Regions from separate parts of the Homo sapiens genome. Here region 2 is linked to region 1. The links are chromatin loops, found by intact Hi-C in ENCODE. Cell type or tissue: mammary epithelial cell. All regions are shown on one strand. Each heading gives the region's core, and the rest is flanking DNA. Links, peaks and the distances in the headings are about the cores only.

Region 1 (5,768 bases), core at 391-5,390:
TGAGAAGATCTATCAAACATGAATTTGGCCACAAGCTGACTCTTTCTCTAGGGGTAAATCTTGACCATTTACTAAAATGGGGAAAACAGATCAGTAATGACAGGAGTGAAGAGAAGGCTAGCTAGTGTATGTCCAGTGCTTTGTAAAGTTGCAAGGCTTTTTTCCTAAACCACACATATCCCACATATACACCTAAAAACCTAACACTACAAGGCCATACATGAATTGCCAGAATTATACAGACCTTTTCTGAAATGGTTATAACCTGAATGGTATAAGCATTGGACAAAAACACGTTGAAATCTGAGATCTCTGCAGTTGTATCCCCACAATATTTGAAGAAATAATTTATTGCCAGGCATGATGGCTCACGCCTGTAATCCCAACACTTTGCGAGGCCAAGGCGGGCGGATCACGAGGTCAGGAGTTCGAGATCAGCCTGGCCAATATGGTGAAACCCCGTCTCTACTAAAAATACAAAAATTAGCCAGGCATGGTAGTGGGAGCCTGTAATCCCAGCTACCTGGGAGGCTGAGGCAGGAGAATTGCTTGAACCCGGGAGGCGGAGGTTGCAGTGAGCCGAGATCACGTCACTGCACTCCAGCCTAGGTGACAGAGTGAGACTCCATCTCAAAAAATAAATAAATAAATAAATAAATAAATAAATAAATAAATAAAATAAATATGATTGGGTACGATCTAACACTAACAGGCTGAATGGGGAAACCCAACAAGGCCCATCTGATCAGATTCTTCTTGGTCTCTCTGTGCAGCATTCCTTCCAGGGAATAGGGCAGGACCTGTCTGAAATGAGGGTATTGTGACCTACAATCAAAGTAGGCCAGAGAATTTCCTCATGACCAGCTCCTAGACAGAAAGATAGGAAAAGAAGCAGGTAAAAGGTGGGGAGAAAAAAGGAGCAGGTAAAAGGTGGGCAGGAGAAGGTCAGAGAGAGAGAGAGAGATTCTGTTTCCTGAAGCCTGCTTGTGAGAACTAAAGTGCCCTAACATTATAACAGAAACTGTAATAACAAGAGCTATGGGAGTTATAAGCCAAGAATCATGGGTGAAAACATTTTATATATATATATATGAAAGACATATATATGTTTATAACACATATGTATATGAAATGCATACATATATGAGACACACATATATGTTTTTTCATCCATGGTTCTTGGTTTTATATAAATATCACAACATGTATTTTCAAAAGTGTGAAGCAATTGAAATTCTCCTACTTGAGGACCATAAATAGTTTAATCACTTTATTTTATTTATTTATTTATTTATTTATTTTAGACAGAGTCTCGCTTTGTTGCCCAGGCTGGAGTGCAACAGTGCAATCTCTACTCACTGCAACCTCTGCCTCCCAAGTTCAAGCAATTCTCGTGCCTCAGCCTCCCAAGTAACTGGGATTACAGGCGCCTGCCACCACGCCTGGCTAATTTTTGTATTTTTAGTAGAGACGGGGTTTCACCATGTTGGCCAGGCTGGTCTCAAACTCCAGACCCCAGGTGATCTGCTTATCTTGGCCTCCCAAAGTGCAGGCATTACAGGCGTGAGCCACTGCGCCCGGCCTAGTTTAATCACTTTAGAGAGCACCAGCAACATCCAGTATAGCTGACAATGCGAATAATACACACCCCAGCAACTCTACTCTTGGTCTGACCTTAAAGCAAAGATTCTCAGCCCTGGCTCCATGTTAAAAAACGCCTGGGAGAGTTTTGTTTTTATTTTTTAAATCTGATGTCTCAGGTCCACACTCAGAAATTTTGATTTCATCTGTTCTGTGATGAGGCCCAGAAATGGTCTTTTAAAAGCTTCCTCGGAGCTTTTAAATGTGTACCCTGCCCAAGAGAAAGTCACCCATACAGATAAAGAAGCATTCACCTTGCACCAACTACATAAATAAAATCAAGGGGATTTAAGCATCTAAATGTAAAAAGCAAATTTTTAAAATAATTTTCAAAATTAAATGACTATCTTATGACTTTGGAATACAAAAAGATATCATAAAGACCAGGCACAGTGGCTCACACCTGTAATCCCAGCACTTTGGGAGGCCAAGGCTGGAGGACTGCTTGAGCTCAGCTATTTGAGACCAGCCTGGGCAACACAAAGACCCTGTCTCTATTTTTCTATTATTTTAATGAATTTAAAAAAAAAAGTCCAGGCGCAGTGGCTCACCCCTGTAATCCCAGCACTTCGACGGGCAGATCACCTTAGTTAAGTGAGAGATGGCGAAACCCCATCTCTAGTAAAAATACAAAAAATTAGCCAGGCATGGTGGCAGGCACCTGTAATCCCAGCTACTCGGGAGGCTGAGGCAGGAGAATCGCTTGAACCTGGGAGGTGGAGGTTGCAGTGAGCAGAGATTGTGCCATTGCATTCCAGCCTGGGCAACAGTACAACCTGTGTCTCAAAAAAAAAAAAAAATATATATATATATATATAGATACACACACACACACACACATATATATACGTGCATAGTTATACGAGGAATTTTTCAGCGGTAAACGTGAATCAACTAGAAATATATGTACCAACATGAATAATTCTTAAACACAATGTTGATCAATAAAAGCAAGATATGGCCAGGTGTGGTGGCTCGTGCCTATCATCTCAGAACTTTGGGAGGCCAAGGTGGGCAGATTACTTGAGGTTGGGAGTTCAAGACCAGCCAGGGCCAACATGGTGAAACCCCATTTCTACTAAAAATACAAAAATTCGCCAGATGTGGTGGCACGCACCTGTAGTCCCAGCTACTCAGGAGGCTGAGGAAGGAGAATCGCTTGAACCTGGGAGGCAGAGGTTGCGGTAAGCCAAGATCACGCCACTGCACGCCAGCCTGGGTAACAGAGCGAGACTCCATCTCAAAAAACAAACAAACAAACAAAAAAGACCTTCAGAATGGTACAGTGTGACATCAATTTTTTAAAATTGAAACACAAATCAATACTCTGTGTGTTTATGGATACATATGTAGGTTTTACAAGTATGAAAACAAACATAGGTCTGAAAAACATAATCCTGAATTTTATTTTTACCTCCAACGAAAAAGGGAAAACATCTAAAAATTAAACCCAGTGTCTTTTGGAGGCATGATACTCTAGAGCTAAGTTGTAGATTTTTTTCGTTATTTTAAATGGTATTTTAAGATGCGCAAAAAGAAGTACAGGTGATGATACAACAGACTTAGCTGATATTTATGACTCAGCGGTACACCTAAAATATTACAGGTTTATTGGAAGCCCTAATCCGATTTTCCTTTCTCCTTGACCGGATGGATTATCCTGCCTCTGTGAAGTGTAACTTTAAAGAGAAGGCGAATGAGCTTCTAGAGAGCTACCAAGACAGTCACTACTTCATCATCAGTAAAAGCTGTTTACTTCCGATGTGTAATAAACCCACGTGACCATTTGGGGGCGCCAGAGTCCAGCACAGGCCGGCCGAGCCCGCGTTCTTCCCGGGGAATGCAACAGCTGATTCACCTGCTCCACGCTGATTAATAATCAAACTACCATTGTGTGGGGCCTATCTTCCTACTGGACCTCAAAACCCACCTACTCCACAAGTTTATCTTCACAATTATGAGCTACCTGCTTCACGTCACACTACAGCACCTAAAAGCAAATAATAAAGTTTATTCTTGAGTTAACCTGCCTCTGTGTTCAGCCAATCCCTCCTGCACGTGAGTGATGCACCTGGATGCTGCATAAGGAGAGATGGAAATACCTAAGGTGTGGTCCTTACTTCCAAGGGGCTTATAGCAGAACGAAGACTCGAAAGCAAGCACACCCACAACCACAACACAGCCGCTGGCACACACAGCAGGAAAGACACCGGGTTTAATGGAGCAGAGAAAGGGGGCGTCATCTCCAGGCACAGCTCCATGAAGAAGATGACATTGACCTGGGAGCTCTGAGCCTTCATATAATGAGTAAGCTTTCAGCTGGAAGAAATCCCAAGTGGAGAAACAGGAAGCTATAAAAGAGCAATGGTTTTGGATTCACAAAACCTGCCTGAGTGAACCTGGGTAAGTTGCTTCCCCTTCTTGATCTCAGGAAGGGTTTTGCAGAGCTGGCAGCCACAGGCACAGGTGAGCAGATGGCTTGAGCTCAGAAGTGCAAGACTAGCCTGGGCTACATGGCAAAACCTGGTCTCTACAATCTGTAGAAGTTTTCCTTTCTAGCTACAAATTAATAAATGTTAATTTGAAAATAAAAATTAGAAAATCTAAGAAAATATAAAGAAGAAAATTAAATTACACCTAGTTCTGAAGAGGCGCAGTGGCTCACGCCTGCAATCCCAGCACTTAGGGAGGCCAAAGCGGGAGGACCGATTGAGACCAGGAGTTCCAGACCAGCCTGGGTAACATAGTGAGACTCCCTCCTCTACAAAAAATTAAAAAATTAGTCAGGTGTGGTGGTATGTGCCTACAGTCCTAGCTACTGGGGAGGCTGAGGTGGGAGAATCGCTTGAGTCCAGGAGTTTGAGGTTATAATGAGCTATGATTATGCCACTGCACTCCAGCCTGGGCAACAGAGCACGATTGTGTCTCAAAAAAATATATATATATGCTTAATCTTTTCACTTAGAAATATTTTCTTCTTATTTTTTCTATCAGCTCCTCCAATTTAATGTACAAAATGAGACTATACTGAATATACCTTTTATATCCTGTTATTTAACTTAACATTATATTGTGACTACTTTCTCGAATCAATGCATATAATTTTGTCTGGTTTTGCTTTCTTTTTCATCAAAGATGTACATGCACATAATCTAAGAATCAGTAGTTCAAGTCCCTCTTCTATCCTGCTCCCCAGATCAAAACTTGAAATATTTTAGTCAATTCCTTTGGGATTTACTTCCATGTCTTAAAATAACACCGTATTCATATTCTACTTACCAGCACGTGACTATCAGACATCACCTACTGACTTCTGACTCTGGAAATGGGGGTTTAGCCCTCTCCCCACCCCCATCACTCAGCCCCACCTTTTATTTTTCCTAGATTCAATGCTGGTCTTATTTTTTATTTGTTTGCTTTGCTTTCTCTGTACCTATCTCTGTTTTTTTTCCCAAATATTTCCTGAAGGTGTGAAACTCCACTCTGTATATTTAAGCACATTAGGCATTTTACTATGGCCACAAGTGGTGGCTCATGCCTGTAATCTTAGCACTTTGAGAGGTCCAGGTCAATGGCCTGAGCTCAGGAGTTTGAAACTAGCCTAGGCTACATGGTGAAATCTCGTCTCTATAAGAAACATAAAAAAATTAGCCGCAGGGTGCGGTGGCTCACGCCTGTAATCCTAAGACTTTGGGAGTCCATGGTGGGCGGATCATGAGGTTAGGAGATCGAGACCATCCTGGCTAACACGGTGAAACCCCGCTCTACTAAAAATACAAAAATTAGCCAGGCATGGTGGCACGGGCCTGTAGTCCCAGCTATTCAGGAGGCTGAGGCAGGAGAATCACTTTAACCCGGGAGGCGGAGGTTGCAGTGAGCTGAGATCACACCATTGCACTCCAGCCTGGGTGACAGAGCAAGACTCCATCTCAAATAAATAAATAAATAAATAAATAAATAAATAAATAAGCCACAGGCTGTGGTGGTGTGCAGCTGCAGTCCCAATTACTCAGGAGACTGAGGCAAAAGGATTGCTTGAGCCTGGGGATAGAGGCTGCAGTGAGCCATGTTGGCACCACTGCAAACTAGCCTGTGTGACAAAGCAAGAAAGTGAGACCCTGTCTCAA
Region 2 (5,768 bases), core at 559-5,558, 340 kb after region 1:
TAAAAGCTGGAAAAACCTACCCCACCCAACCACTGTTTGACAAGCCACTAAACAGAGGCCAGAGGTGTGGGGGACTGCTGGCAGATCAAGATGCCAACGTAGCCAGCTTCGGACTCTCACCTCTGCCTTGCAGCATCCCCAGGGAGGGTGGGGCACAAGCCAGGCCACCCCGTGGGGATGGGGTGAGAGGCCTGGAAGCCGCTCCCACCCCAGCCTCCCTGTCAGTTCTCAGTGGCCAGCCGTGGGGGAGGGGCAGCCAATGCCTGAGCCCCAGATGTGGCCCAGTCAGCAGGCCCATGGTGGCCCGCCGAAAAGGGTCAATGCCACGACAGTTCTGGGGTTGGGGGAGGGGGTGCTGAGGCCGGCGGGTGCCTCACAATGAGGTTTTGTCCCTCTGGGGGCCGCTCTCAGAGCTGTTGCTCTTAGATATATAGAATGGGATTTTGCTGGAGGCCCCAGCTGTGTGTGCTGACCGCAGCTCCCTCACCGCCCCCGCAGGGGCTGGGCTGAGAGGGGGGAGAGGGGCCACACTGAGACTCCTATTCTTTTCCAGCTGATACACCCCAGAGGTTTTTCTCCCTCCGCAGACTCCCTTAAGACAATTGTTATTCTCCACCCTGCCCCTCCTCCACCCGGGGTCAGGCCTGCCTGCGGACAAAGTAGACACCCGCCTACACCACGCGATTCTGAGAAACGGATTTACATTACGAGTCGCCTGGGACCAGCCACAGAACCAGCTTCTCTACAAGCCTCCACATACCCACGGATCTTTCCTCCGTATCCCACATACTGCATAACTGACCATCATCTAAGTTCTCACCACCATCCGTTGAGCTACACATTGTCCCTGTCCTGGTCAGCAAGGGCTGGAGGTAGAAGGGAAGACTCGTACTTTGTCCCTAACGCCCCAACTCCATTGCATTATAATCAATTAAGAGTATAGATTATTCAATCTCTAGGGTAGCCTTGAAGTTGGAAGGGGTGGAATGGAGCCTCCTGTTAACCCTGTAGCAGCTGACCTGGCTAAGGGAGCTCAGGCCCTGCCATCTCCCCTGTTACACTAGGTCACTGAGCAAAGGAGCAACTGTCCCCAGGGATTTTCATCTCTGGACTGGAGGAAAGAGGTGGCTGAAATGTCCCAGACTCAAGGGCTCAGCCAAGAGTTGAGGCTGCCATCTGCCAACTCCATAATGAAGTTGGGTCCCAAGCAGCGCTGGGGCAGAGGCTGGGGCAGGAAGGTGGCTGGGCCGGTGAAAGTAGCCCAGGGGACTTGCATACAAGGACCTAGGGGGGCCCATCAATGGAGATGAGTCCTCATCTGTGCCCCTGGCTTCTCTACCGAGCCACAGTGAGTGAGGGGCTGAGATTTCAGCCCTAGCCCAGCAGACATGGCTGTCCCCTGTAGCCAGCTCCACCTAGTCCCCAAGGCCTGCCCTCTGTCCTCAGAGGCCTCATCTATAAAGCACACTCAGTATCCCTGCCTTACAGTGGAGGTAAAGTGCCAGGTCAGTGATCAGTAAATGGTGCCCTCTCCAGTTCCAATCAGCTCTCAGCACCCATCACTGTCCCTTGAGTGGGAGCAGGGCCAGGAGGAGGTGGTAGACCGAAGGCAGCACTGGGGAGAGGGATGCTGGCACCTGAGGGTTAATGGGTAATGGGCGTAGAGGCCAGCCCAGGAGAAGGTACAGCCCTGTCCTCCCCACCGTGGGACTCTCCTGGCCTCCTGTGGACCCACACAGCACTGGCATCAGGCCATTTCGCAGAGGAAGAGGAGGGCTCAAAGTGGGGTGAGTGTCAATCCAGCAAGCCAGTGAGGCTGGTGGTCCAGCTTCCCCGGACTAGGGCCCAAGGGCACACCTGAGTGTGGGGTCCTGCAGGGTAGACCCCTTCCTGACTGCAGGGGCACCGGGACAGGAGGGGGCTGCTGCAGGTATTGAGTGGAGCGTGAGGCAGAGTGCCTCTCTAGCCCTTCCCAGCACTGCCCTCTCAAGACCCTCCCCAATGCCACACCCTGGCTGCAGCCCCGGGCAAGCCACAGAGCCTCCCTGGCCTTCAGTTTCTTCTGCCTGTGCTGTGCTCACTGGACAGGATAATTTGCAGACCATTGAGACCACTGAGGGCAAAGAACCTCTGAAAGCCATCAGGTGTGGTGGAGGCCAGAGTCCTAGGCTGAGAGGCCCTGATTCTGGTCCCCAGTCTGTCCCCACCTCCCATGCGACCTTGGGCAGGTCTTCACCCTTGTTTGGCCCGTTTCTGCTTCTGTTCAGTGGCTGTGGGTGAAGACAGGCTCTAAGGCTGGGGGCATTCTTCTATCACTCTCCCCAGCCCCTCACCAAATAGAGCCACTGGACACTGGGGGCCGAGATGGGGGCAGGGTCAGGGGAAGGGAAAGGTCCGGTCAGCTTGGCTGGGTCAGTGCCGAGGCCAGACTCTGCGGCCAAGGCGGGACTGACTGGCTGAACAGCGCCACCTGCTGTGTAGAGGGGGCAGGCCCCACCACCTGGGCCTTCCAGCCACTCCCTAGGCCTCACTGCCCGGAAGCTATGCTGGCCTGGGGTTCCTGGGCTGCACTGGGTCTGGCCAGGTATTTTGCGCCCTCTCAGGAAAGCCCTCAGCAAAGACTTCTAGTGGCCCCTGCATTTCAGTGCTGTCCCACTGGGATCTTCCACCCCTGCCTGCCCTAGCTGTCTGCATTGTTGGGGAGGGAGGTGGGCATGGTCAGACTAGCCTGGTCCCCCAGTCGCCAGCTTGGCAGTCTTGGGCAGCTAATCCTCTCAGACCCCTCAGGGAGGAAGGGGAGGCCAGCAAGCTGTATCTTTCCAGGCTGTAGTATGAACGTGCACCCGCTGGTACATCTCTCACACAGGCAGGACTCCGCAAGTGGCTGCCCTCATTCACAGGGGGCTTCAAGGGTCTTCTACTCCCTCCCTGCAACTCAAAGTGTGGCCCCGGGCCAGGGCACTAGCCGAGCAGGAGCAGGTAAGAAATCTATACCTGGGCCCCACCCCGGACCACTAAACCCGCACCTGCATTTAGCAAGCGCCCCAGTGAGTCATGAGCACCGTGAACTTTGAGAAACGAAGTTCTAACCCAATACAGACAAAGGGCTGGACCTGAACCACCCAAACACACCCTGCGTCTTGTGGGTGAAACGGGCTCTGGTCCCAAGGAATCTGTTTCCCCCTTAGGCTTTCTGTTCCATCCAGGGAACAGTGGCAGAGGCCCCCCCGGCCCCCGGCCCCATGCCAACCCCCTGCTCTGCTGCAACCTCGACATCAAATTTCTACCCAGTCCCCACCTGATGCAAAGACATTCGAGGCAGCCAGCGTGCTTCTACATCCAGTTTATACACAGCTCTATACAATATACAGAAACCTTTATATACAGATATATTTATAGAATAAGCTATATTAATTTGTCTCTCCTTTTTACAGCAATATTAGTTTGGATCTTTCATACATTAAGTACAAAAAAAGTCTGGGGAGAATGGCACGTAAGAGAGTGCATGAGGGTCTGTGGGGCCCGGCTGCTCGCTACTGATTGCATATGGAGTCGCCCAGGCCCCTGGGAGGACAGGCCCGCGCACTTGTGCTGCAGGTCTGGGGATGGAGTGGGGGTCGGTCTGAGCCGAACGGGGCTGAGGGGGGTGGCTCAGACCCCCCAGTGTGGTATGGGGTGGAGGAGGGAGACGTGCAGCAGGCCCATCCTTCAAGGGCGAGGTGGGTAGGAGCCAGGTTAGGGGTGGGCTGCCCCTGGGTGCCCAGGATTGAGCCCAAGCCTGCCCCAGCCCCAAGCCTGAAACATGGTGTGGCTGCAGCCTTGGGGGTGGGGGGTCTGTCCCTGATGGCTCGTCCTGGGGTGGACGACATGCCCACATTAGAGGTCCCAGGACCCACCCTGGCAGAGGAGGAATTAAAAGGCCAGACATCAAGTCTCTCCCTGTGACTGGCCACGGTGCTTGTCAGATCTTTCATCTGAGAGTCTGTCTTGTTTTCTAAACTCTAAGAGCCACTGATTTTGTCTTGCTTCTGTGCTGGGCTGAAGCTCTGTATGCCTCAGCAGGGCCAGGGTGTCCTTGAGTCTGGTGAAGGCGGGAGTTACAGAGGATGAGGGGAGGCCCAGCTCCCTCTGTCAGGGTGGGCAGGGGCTCCCAGGACAGCCATCCAGGCCAGTCCCAGCTGTGTGGGGAGCCGGGGGCCAGAATTCAGGCCCCCAGGTACCAGTGATCATGAGAGGGAGGTCTCTTGGTCGGGGGAGCCTAGGCCACCCAGGGAGGCTGCAGGTGGAGCCAGAATGGGAGGGACCATGCCGCTGCAGAATGAAGGCACGAGCAGGCGGTCAGCCGTGCAGTCAGCGCCTCGGTACACACCAGTTTTCCAAAACGGGTCACAGCAGCAGGCGCGATGGGAACAGATGGTGCCTAAAGCTGAGCTTGTCCCTGCGACCCTGCCTCAAAGGCCCCATCATGCTCCCCTACCGTTTTCTTGGCAGGCTGGGAGGGGCAGCAGGCAGGCAGGGCAGGTAGGGTGGGCAGCCCCAGAGGCCCCTTCCTTAGGAACGGTGCACACTCATGCACATGCATACGCGCCAACACTAGCATGCACACCCTCCCACCCCGCTTCTGGGGAAACTCCGGGTCGCTATCTCCCTAACTGCTTCCCAAACCCAGCAGGGGAGGAAGCCCTATGGGGACCTCAGGCTAAACCGGGACTGCTCCCAGCCCCAGGCCCCTCCCTGGGCAGTGGACAGAGGTCTCCAGCCAAGGCCCACCATACCCCACTCTTGGCCCCACCTCCTACCAACAGGACATTGGGGGTGGGAGGGAGGAAGGCCTGCTCCCAGGAGGGTGCCCAGGCCAGCGAGGAGGGAAAGCTGAGGGGAACAGGGGTGTGTTGGTTCCAGATCCCAGGGCCCAGAGCTGCCTAGGCGTGGTGGGGGTGACACCAAGGGGTGAGGTGGGGCCCTCAGAGGAAGGGGGCTCTCAGTGCCTTCCTTCCACCCAGGGCACTGACTCTGCAGCTGGGGTGGTCACAGCAGTGCCCACCACCCTTTGGGTGGTGAGGATCCTTGGGGGTAGAAGGTAAGCCAGGAAGTAGCCAGCAGGCAGGGCAGGCCTGGGTGCCCAGGACCCATGGGCAGAGGAGGCAGCATGAGAGGCACAAGGCAGAGAAGGGGCGGCCCTGACCCCACCCTCCTCTGGCCCCTCCAGGCCCCTGGCTGCCTTGGGCCCTGCTCAGAGGACGGCTACTGAACACATGATTGGGCGGGGGGCTTGCAAGCCCAGAACACATCCTGAGCCAAGCCCAGCAGCTTCTGTAAACATGTACAGCACTGCAGGCCACCTCGGCAGGGGCACCCCAGGGGGCCGGCCAGCAGGCACCAGATCTGGGGGGTGGCCAGGACGATGCCGGCCTGGACCACAGATGAGAATACATGTGTCGGGGGGCACTGCTCTCCACCTGGCCCCTGGGAGAGCAGCCAGCAGGCAGTGATGGGAGGCAGCTTGCCCATGGCCTGTCCTGGAGCAGGGGGTGCCAGAATGCCCCCATGGAGGGCAGTCAGGCTGAGTGTGGCCCACCCAGCAGGCTGCCCAGGCTCCTCCCCACTCCACACCCTTCCCCATCTTTCCCCATCTGTGGGGCCAGATCCCAGCCACCTTGGCTCTGGGGGTCCTAAGCTGAGGTAGGGATGCGGACCCCCAGCTCAGCAGCGATGCCTGTGCCTGAGGCTAAACTGCCCCTGGGGGTCTGTCCTTAAAGCTGCCCGGC

Evidence for each region. A loop is a pair of places that touch in the nucleus more often than their neighbours do. Peaks named below come from ENCODE experiments on the same cell type or tissue, not always from the same donor. Only the 100,000 strongest peaks of a DNase experiment are listed, where the experiment ranks them.
Region 2: it touches region 1 in a loop (20-fold over the local background); 2 of 110 quality-filtered maps call a loop at or near these places.

Annotation. Positions count from the first base shown.
Region 1 is chr11:62,079,890-62,085,657 of GRCh38, reverse strand. LINC02733 (long intergenic non-protein coding RNA 2733) reads left to right here and starts at 3,336. Exons shown (of 3, transcript NR_183616.1): 1 at 3,336-4,044. In mammary epithelial cell, for the core only: a CTCF peak has its summit at 3,435 (motif pointing right); a DNase peak (open chromatin) is centred at 3,417.
Region 2 is chr11:61,744,562-61,750,329 of GRCh38, reverse strand. DAGLA (diacylglycerol lipase alpha) reads right to left here. Exons shown (of 20, transcript NM_006133.3): 20 at 3,329-5,768. Among named protein-coding and RNA genes, the nearest start is that of MYRF, 5.2 kb to the left of the region's middle. RefSeq lists enhancers at 582-1,443, 2,304-3,165. In mammary epithelial cell, for the core only: a CTCF peak has its summit at 2,468 (motif pointing left); no DNase peak of the experiment used is centred there.